2 separate regions of the Homo sapiens genome follow, and region 1 is linked to region 2. The links are chromatin contacts, found by Hi-C or POLR2A ChIA-PET in ENCODE. All regions are on one chromosome and are shown on one strand. The core of a region is the stretch at or near the end of the contact, and the rest is flanking DNA. Distances in the headings are between cores, read along the strand shown. Region 1 has its middle 12 kb from the start of TMEM14B. Region 2 holds the start of SYCP2L (synaptonemal complex protein 2 like).

Evidence for each region. Hi-C counts contacts between places; a loop is a spot of excess contacts on that map. ChIA-PET counts read pairs that join two places held with the same protein, here RNA polymerase II (POLR2A). Pooled maps may share reads with other maps.
Region 1: a loop to region 2 is called in a map of PC-9, with 20 times the contacts of the local background. The contact joins the enhancer-like site here to the promoter of SYCP2L in region 2. A Hi-C loop is called at or near these places in 1 of 168 maps with a recorded cell type or tissue (PC-9) and 1 of 50 pooled maps. POLR2A ChIA-PET finds 5 or more read pairs at or near these places in 3 of 52 experiments (A549, OCI-LY7 and Panc1).

What each region holds. Positions count from the first base shown.
Region 1 is chr6:10,757,265-10,761,476 of GRCh38, forward strand. It overlaps a transcript of TMEM14B not described here. Among named protein-coding and RNA genes, the nearest start is that of TMEM14B, 12 kb to the left of the region's middle. Within about 2 kb of position 2,892, at least 12 of the 41 ENCODE cell types and tissues checked have a DNase peak (open chromatin) inside an H3K27ac peak, as active enhancers do; they include PC-9 and Panc1, where a contact is called at or near this core.
Region 2 is chr6:10,885,121-10,889,977 of GRCh38, forward strand. SYCP2L (synaptonemal complex protein 2 like) reads left to right here and starts at 1,932. Exons shown (of 30, transcript NM_001040274.3): 1 at 1,932-2,015. The coding sequence starts at 2,007. RefSeq lists an enhancer at 1,099-1,867.

The DNA.
Region 1 (4,212 bases), core at 1,642-4,141, 130 kb before region 2:
TCAGTCATCCCACTTCAGCCTCCTGAATAGCTGGTACTACTGGTGCATACCACCTCGCTAATTTATTTTATTTTTTTGTAGAGATGGGGTCTTGCTCTGTTGCTCAGGCTGCTATCAAACTCCTGGTCTCATGCGATTCTCTCTCCTTGGCCTCCCAAAGTGCTGGGGTAATGAGCATGGCCACTGAGGATTTCTAAGATTTAGGACTGTGTAGCAAAAAAAGAAGAAGAAAAAAAGTGGTTTTTTTTGTTAATTAGTTCATATATAATTGTGAAACTAGAAGACCCATCTAGAGCTTGAATCACCTAGTTTGGGCTCTACATTGGACACATTTACTGGATACTGGTACGTTTTTAGTTCACTTTATTCATGTTTCAACATGAAGAATTAACTCAATCTGGTGCCCTTTGTTTTAGTTTTCATTCCCTCTTTAAAAAGGTAAGGAGCTGGGCGCGGTGGCTCACGCCTGTAGTGCCAACACTTTGGGAGGCCGAGATGGGTGGATCACCTGAGGTCAGGAGTTTGAGACCAGCCTGGCCAACATGGTGAAACCCTGTCTCTACTAAAAATTCAAAAATTAGCTGGGTGTGGTGGCTCATGCCTGTAATCCCAGCTATTCAGGAGGCTGAGGCAGGAGAATTGCTTGAACCCAGGAGGCTGTGGTTGCAGCGAGCCGAGATCACGCCACTGCACTCCAACCTGGGCGACAGGGTGAGACTCTGTCTCAAAAAAAAAAAAAAAGATATTTGCTACTGATTTACCCTAACTGATACTGGTTGAGTTTAGAGTATAATTCAGACACTTTATGTATTTGCATAAGCCCCTGGATGGTGGTCCTAGTTTTCCATCCTTTTTTATAGGACTCTGGACAATTAAGGGCTCTTGTGTTGCAGTGGTAGAGGCATCAGAAGGCCACAGATCATCCAAAGCTATCATCCTCCCAGGCTTCCATAGCTAAGATTTTGAGTCTCAACGTTGGCCATTTTTTCATGTGTCATGGAGTGTTTCCAAAGGGCACACATTTTTGCCACCTTCAGTCCTAGAGGAGGACCTGGCTCCTCATGAATGACAAGGTTCCCTGAATGTGGGAATTAGTTTAGGTGCCAAGTAGATCCCCATGTGACTATTTGATCCCCAGCAATCAGCCTGGAAAATTCTAAGGCTGCCCACAGATGAGAGGCAGGAGATCTTCATAGCCCTTGCCAAGTGCCCTCATCCCTGCTTCTCTGCAAAGATCCCTGAGTATTTACTGCCTAAGGGTTGTGCTGGGTCCTAGCAGTGCAAAGAACAAGCCATGGTGCTTGCCCTTCTGGAGTCTGGTGGAGGAGGTGGACATCTAAACAAAGGCAGTATAGAAATAAGTGTATGATGGAGGTAGATCCATATTACTGTGGGGGCACAAGGAGGGGAGTGGGCATTTCTGTTGAGGGAGTCAAGGTAGGCTTCACAAAGGAACCAACAGTTAAGCTGAGTCTTGTCAGTTGATGCATGAATCAGTTGACATGAACTCCTTTTGTGAGTTGTCTGAGAAATTCATAGGTAAGGACGGGGCAAATGTCTCAGAGCGAGCAATATATACAGTGCCTCAAAGGCATGAAACTATGTAGCATAACTGGGTTCAACCCTTTCCTTAGAGATCTAATTCTTTTTTTTTTTTTTTTTTTTTTTTTTGAGATGGAGTATGGCTCTTGTTGCCCAAGCTGGGGTGCAATGGTGCGATCTCAGCTCATTGCAACCTCCACCTCCCAGGTTCAAGCGATTCTCCTGCCTTACCCTCCTGAGTAGCTGGGATTTCAGGTGTGCACCACCACACCCAGCTAATTTTTTGTATTTTTAGTAGAGATGGGGTTTCACCATGTTGGCCAGGCTGGTCTTGAACTGACCTCAGGTGATCCACCTGTCTTGCCTCCCAAAGTGCTGGAATTACAGGCATGAGCCACCGCACCAGGCCAAGATCTAATTCTTTTTAATGGCTTTTAAGTTGTACGGATGATTACTATTTAGTTTACTATTCCCCTACTGATAGAAATATGTCTTGTTTAATGCCTTTGATAGCCGGGAGCAGTGGCTCATGCTTGTAATCCCAACACTTTGGGAGGCTGAGGTGGGCAGATCCCCTGAGGCCTTTGATATTACAAAGGATGGTGTACCAAGAAATATCCTCATGGAAATCCCCGTGAACATGTGCAAAGGAATCTGTAGGTTACATTCCTAAATGCTGAGTCAGAGCATCTCAGCATTTAAAATTGTGATTGCCTTCAGAAGAGGATGCACCAATTTATCCTCCCACTAGTGGTGGCTTTGTGTAATTGGACTTTGTAAAAATCTTTGACACATTAAGCTGGAAGTCTGCAAACTTGTTCTGTAAAGGGCCAGATAGTGAATATTTTAGGCTTCTCAGGCCATCTGTGTCCCAGCTGTTCACCTCTGCCTTTGTAGAATGAAAGCAGCCACAGCCAATCAATAAACGAGTGTGACTGTTCCAATAAAACTATGTATGGGCCCTGAAATCTGGATTTCATATGATTTCTACATATCACAAAATAGTCTTATTTTGATTTTTTTCAACCATTTCAAAATGCAAATCTATTCTTAGCTTGCTCTCTGCACAAAAACAGGCAATGGACTAGAATTGGCTCACTGACCATAGTCATGCCTGTAAGAGTTAAAGAAAGAAGAAAGAAACATGAAACGTGGCTTTGTAGTCAAAGACAGGTTTTCTTTACTTAAAACCTGAGAGGCTTCCCGGCTAATTTCGGTTAGGAGCACTTTCTCTTACAGACCCTGCACTTGATGGATCACCTGGCACCGCCCAAATTGATAAACTGGCTCATCTGATCTTGTGGCCCCCATCCAGGAACTGACTCAGTGCAAGACAACAGCTTGCACTCCCTATGACTTAATCTCCCACCGGACCAGTCAGCACTCCTGAGTCACCTGGCTGCCCCTGGCACACCAAGTAACCCTTAAACACTTCAATCCTTGAATGCTCTGGGAGACTGATTTGAGTACCAATAAAACTCCAGTCTCCTGCACAGCTGGCTCTGCGTGTGCTCTTTCTCTATTGCAATTCCCTGTCTTGATAACTCAGCTCTGTCTAGGCAAAGGGCAAAGTGAACCCATTGGGCCATTACAAGATTTTGTGTCTTTGGAAAGCACTTCACATTTTTATTCTTTTTTTTTTTTTTTGAGATGGAGTCTCGCTTAGTCACCCAGGCTGGAGTGCAATGGCGTGATCTTGGCTCACCACAACCTCTGGCTGCCAGGTTCAAGTGATTCTCCTGCCTCAGCCTCCCGAGTAGCTGGGATTACAGGCATGTGCCACCACACCCAGCTAATTTTGTATTTTTAGTAGAGACGGGGCTTCTCCATGTTGGTGAGGCTGGTCTCGAACTCCCGACCTCAGGTTGGGACTTCTCACCCAGGCTGGAGTGCTGTGTCATGATCTAGGTTCACTGCAGCCTCCTCCTTCTGGGTTCAAGTGATTCTTCTGTCTCAGCCTCCCGAGTAGCTGGAACTATAGGCGTGTGCCACCACACCCGGCTAATTTTGTATTTTTAGCAGAGACGGTGTTTCACCATGTTGGCCAGGCTGGTCTCAACCTCCTGACCTCAGGTGATCCACCCACCTCGGCCTCTCAAAGTGCTGGGATTACAAGCGTGAGTCACTGCCGCACCTGATCATTCATGCATTCATTCATGCATTCATCTTAGTATGGACTCATGGATATTTCTTTTTTCTTTGGGTTGTAATACTTATTTTTTTTTTTTTTTTTTTGAGACGGAGTCTTGCTCTGTCACCCAGGCTGGAGTGCAGTGGCATGGTCTCGGCTCACTGCAAGCTCCGCCTCATGGGTTCACGCCATTCTCCTGCCTCAGCCTCCTGAGGAGCTGGGACTACAGGTGCCTGCCACCATGCCCGGCTAATTTTTTTGTATTTTTAGTACAGACAGGGTTTCACCATGTTAGCCAGGATGGTCTCGATCTCCTGACCTCATGATCTGCCCACCTTGGCCTCCCAAAGTGCTGGGATTACAGGCATCAGCCACCGCGCCGGGCAATACTTAATTTTCTTGCTCAAATTGTTGCAGCTTTGGCCATTGGAAACTCAGTTGACCTCTGTGTCCCTCTGGCATAGCCAAAGGGTTTGTGTGTTTGTAGAACTTCCTTATTGTCTGGCACTACAAGACGTTCTAGGCTCATCTTGTATATT
Region 2 (4,857 bases), core at 682-3,181:
TAAAATGGTGATTTAAAGTTACCTCTGAAAATGCATAGAAATTAATTTTTGGTCTTATTGCAGTGCTAGAATAGTTCTTGTCTCTGTGCTTTTGGAATGTTCCTAGAGAGACCTGACCCGTCAAAAACATAAATAAATAAAACTTTTTTATGTAAAAGGCAAATCAATTAATTTCTAAAGGGATTCTGGTATCCAAAGAAATGTCATAGAGCCTCTACTATATTTAGTTTGAGAAGAATTAGAGTATGCATTTCAAGTTGCCATAAATTATATTAAGACAAAACATGTTAGTAAAAGAAGCTAATCAAAGTAAAAAAAAAACCAGATAAAAGGTATTTTGCCTATTCTGTTATTTTTAATTTCTCTTAAAGATTTGAATGCATTGCACCATAGACTTTGGAAGGACATGTTTTCCCCCAAAGCCTGAAAATAATAGATGATTAAGTTTTCTATCTAATATTATGAAAACTCTAATTTTTAAATATTCTCTTAAAATTCATTTAAACTGTAGTATTTTGTTTATTGCTTCTTATTATTCATTGTTTCTTTCTTGCCCTGGTATTATATTTGTATTGACTCACAATAGCTTATACTCACAGCTGTTCCTGTCTTGATTACTAGTTTAATATTACAAAAGTCCATTCATTGAAAAGGAAAAAAACTTGCGTTTGAATTTCCTTGGTTTAGATTAAAATAGGTAAATTAATGTAAGAATGTTTACATTATACTTTCCAGGAAATTGATATGACAGGCTTTGACATAAACATTGTTTTGAACGGACTAGAAATGTGTGCAAGTCCTGGGCTAACAGGGGTTCTGGTTTTGTTATGTTTTGCTTTGGTGTAGACAAATATCTTCCGTACATATTATGACTTGAAATACTCACAGGTCTAGTTATAATACAAGTTGATTTTTACACAAAGGATGTTTGGATTGGAGGGGTCTTTTTTTTGTTTTTTGTGGAAAACTCTAGTCCAATTTAATTTTGCCACCGTGTTCACACAACTGGCCACCTATCCGAATCAGCCTAGCCATTGGTACGCATACTTGTCAGGTTAAAGGAAATAGGCAAACAAAGAAACAAAAAAACAAAAACAAAAACAAAACTATTTGCTTTGATTAAAAAAAAAAATTCCCCTTCCTCCCCACCACGGTACTTAAAAAACAACCACCAAACACACTTTGTGTGTGTGTGAAATCAGGAATGTATTAATAATATCGGGTACAAGTCTGGTTACCATAGGAAAGGGTTCGGCTTCTGTCTGCACACATCAATGGACCAAAAACTGCTCCTCTGGCTGTTTTTTTTTTGAGACGGAGTCTCACTCTGTCCCCCAGGCTGGAGTGCAGTGGCGAGATCTCCGCTCACTGCAACCTCCGCCTCCCGGGTTCAAGTGATTCTCCTGCCTCAGCCTCCCCAACAGCTAGGATTACAGGCACGTGCACCGCGCCCGGCTAATTTTTTGTATTTTTAGTAGAGACAAGGTTTCACCATGTTGACCAGACTGGTCTTGAACTCCTGACCTCAAGTGATCCACCAGCCTCGGCCACCCAAAGTGCTGGGATTACAGGCGTGAGCCACCGCGCCTGGCCGCCCCTCTGGCTTTTTAAGGCGGGGCAAAAACTTGGAACAGCTACCACAAAGCGAACGCCTATCTGTTTGGAATTTCGCAAATAAGGAACGTTTAAATGACGTAGTTCACATCCTTTGAGTGCTGGCTTTCTCTTAAAGGGTGAGTGCGTGCGCCCAGGTGGTTTGGCCTGTGTGCGCTAGTTACTTGCACGCGCTTCTTGAGTCTCAAAACACAGAGCTCTAGTAAACTTCAGGGGGCGGATTCGTCAATTACAGTTGCGGAAGAAGACTCGACTCGAAGAGCGGTCCGCCACCAGGGCTCTTTCGGCAGCGCCCCCAGCGGGCGGGGCTCTTGGGCGGGGAAGCAGGAGAGGGCCGACCGAGCGCAACAAAGCTGAGCGGCGCGTCGCTTCAGGAACGAAGAAGCCTCGTTATGCAAGCGGTGAGTGACCCCCGAAGGGCCCGGACCTTCTGTCCACAGTGCTAGGGCGCGCGAGGGCGCGGGGTCCCTGGGGCTCAGGTTCTGCCGCCTTGAGGTGTTCGCTCAGAGACCGGGTGCTGGGCATAGTCCCCCGCCACCTCCTTGGGTTTGCTCGGAGTGTATTGGCAGCCTGCGGGGAGACCAGGCAGAATAGAAACCTCGGATCCCTAGCTAAATAGCGCTCAGGGAAAGGGGAACCGGAGAATTCGTGTTCGGAAAGCAATGAGATAGTTCTTTTCTAGTTGCTTTGCGTATTTTCCTAGCCGGTTTTCCAGCCCTCTTTCCACCTTGCTGCGTAGAAAGTGCAGAAGTGTTAAGCAACCCCAAGTGCTGGGACTTCATTTAACCGAACGACAAAGGACAGCCCCTAAGATAAAGCTACAATTATTACTTATCAATAAATAATAAAAAAAAACACATGAAGTTTGAGCCCACCCAGGGACGCCAAAAACAACAAACAAAAACCACCTGGGGCGTGTTTCTAACATTCTTCTGCCTGGGTTCCTGGTGGTAGAAATTCTGATGTAATTGGTCTACGGTGGGCCGGTAGTTTGTTAGTTTGTTAGTGAGGACGCCAGGTGATTCTGATAGCCAGGGGTAACTGCTTGCCTAGATCCAGGAACTCACTCTTGTTCTCCATAAAATCCATCTGTCATCTGGCGCCATCTTCCCAGCCATGGGGAAACAGATTTGGGACAGAAACCTTTCTAACATCAAGCTACGCTTAAATTCAGAGCACTTAAGCATAACCTCCTCACCCTCTCCATCCCTGTTACATTGAAAGCTGCCATTCACTGAGCCATTTTTATGTGCCCAGGCACTATGCTAAGAACATTACAGACATTCTGTCAGTCAGTCCTCACTCCAATCCTTCCATATAGGTGTTACCATCTTTTTTTTTTTTTTTTTTTTTTTTTTTTTTTTTTTTTTTTTTTTTTTTGAGACGGAGTCTCATTCTGTCGCCCAGGCTGGAGTGCAGTGGCGTGATCTTGGCTCACTGCAACCTCTGCCTCCCGGGTTCAAGCGATTCTCCTACCTCAGCCTCCCGAGTAGCTGAGACTACAGGCGCGCGCCACCACGCCAGGGTAATTTTTGTATTTCTAGTAGAGACGGGGTTTCACCATGTTGGCCAGGATGGTCTCTGTCTCTTGACCTCATGATCTGCCCGCTTCGGCCTCCCAAAGTGCTGGGATTACAGGCGTGAGCCACAGCGCCCGGCTATCATCATGTTTTTTAAATGAGGAGACTGAATCTCAGAGAATCTAACGATCTTTTCTGCCTAAACCATCCCACTTTCTGATTTTCCTGTCAGGTTCCTACCCACAAAAGCTGCCACATGATCTTCACAGAAGGGGGATACCTTTCTGTGTACTAGAGTGGCTCCAGAAATTCCAGAAACAGGAAGCATTTCTTTGGAATTTGCAAAGTACTGACCACCAAGGCCAGAGAAGGTTGAAAGGAGGTAGAAATAAAAATAAGCAGAGCATCTCTGCATACGAATTGAACTGAAGGAGAGATAGGGCCGTGTCTATAGAGAAAAGAGGTAAAGAAGCTTAACATAAAGGCTCCCGGGAATATTTTCTTTGGGATGGGAAGTATTTCCCACTAATTCAGAATTTGTTGACAAAACTTAGAAATTATAGATACGTAGCATAGTGTTTATTTGATGTCAGTTTATGCTATGAATTAACACCCTTTTTTTTTTGATACGGAGTCTCACTCTGTCACCCAGGCTGGAGCGCAGTGGCTGGATCTCGGCTCACTGCAACCTCCACCTCCTGGGTTCGAGTGATTCTCCTTCCTCAGCCTCACGAGTAGCTGGGTCTACAGTCACGTGCCACTGCGCCCAGCTAATTTTTGTATTTTTTAGTAGAGACGGGTTTCACCATATTGGACAGGCTGGTCTCGAACTCCTGACCTCATGATATGCCCGCCTTGGCCTCCCAAAGTGCTGGGATTACAGGCGTGAGCCACTGCGCCTGGCCTAACACCCAATTTTAATTGTAGCTTTAGCTGTTCCTCCTATCTCACTTTTGCCTCTACTCAATTATCCACTAACACAATGGTTCTTTTTCTTTGCCTTTATCATTTATTTTTAATTGACACATATATTAATTGACACATAGTAATTGCACATGTTAATTGGGTGTAGTGTGATATTTCCATATGTGTATACAGTGTGTAATGATCAAATCAGGGTAATTATGCATATCCATCACCTCAAATATTTATTTCTTTGTGTTGGGAATGTTCAAAATCTACTCGTATAGCTATTTGAAAATATACAATAAGTTGTACATTATAGTCACCTTGCAGTACTATCTTACTCTAGAACTTACTCCTTCCAGCTAGCTGTAATTTTGTGTTCATTAACTAACCTCTGCCTATCTCACTTCCTCTTTTCTAGTGACCACTATTCTCTCTACTTCTATGAGATCAGCCTTTTTTTTTTTTTTTTTTTTTGAGATGGAGTTTCACTCTTGCTTCCCCAGCTGGAGTGCAATAGTGCAACCTTAGCTCATTGCAACCTCCGCGTCCCGGGTTCAAGCGATTCTCTTGCTTCAGCCTCCCCCGTAGCTGGGATTACAGGCATGCGCCACCCTGCCCGGATAATTTTCTATTTTTAGTAGAGACAGGGTTTTGTCATGTTGGCCAGGCTGGTCTCCAACTCCTGACCTCAGGTGATCCACCCACCTCGGCCACCCAAAGTGCTGGGATTACAGGCATGAGCCACCGCACCCGGCCGAGATCAGCTTTTTTAGCCTCTACATGTGATCAAGAACATGCAGTGTGTCTGTCTGTG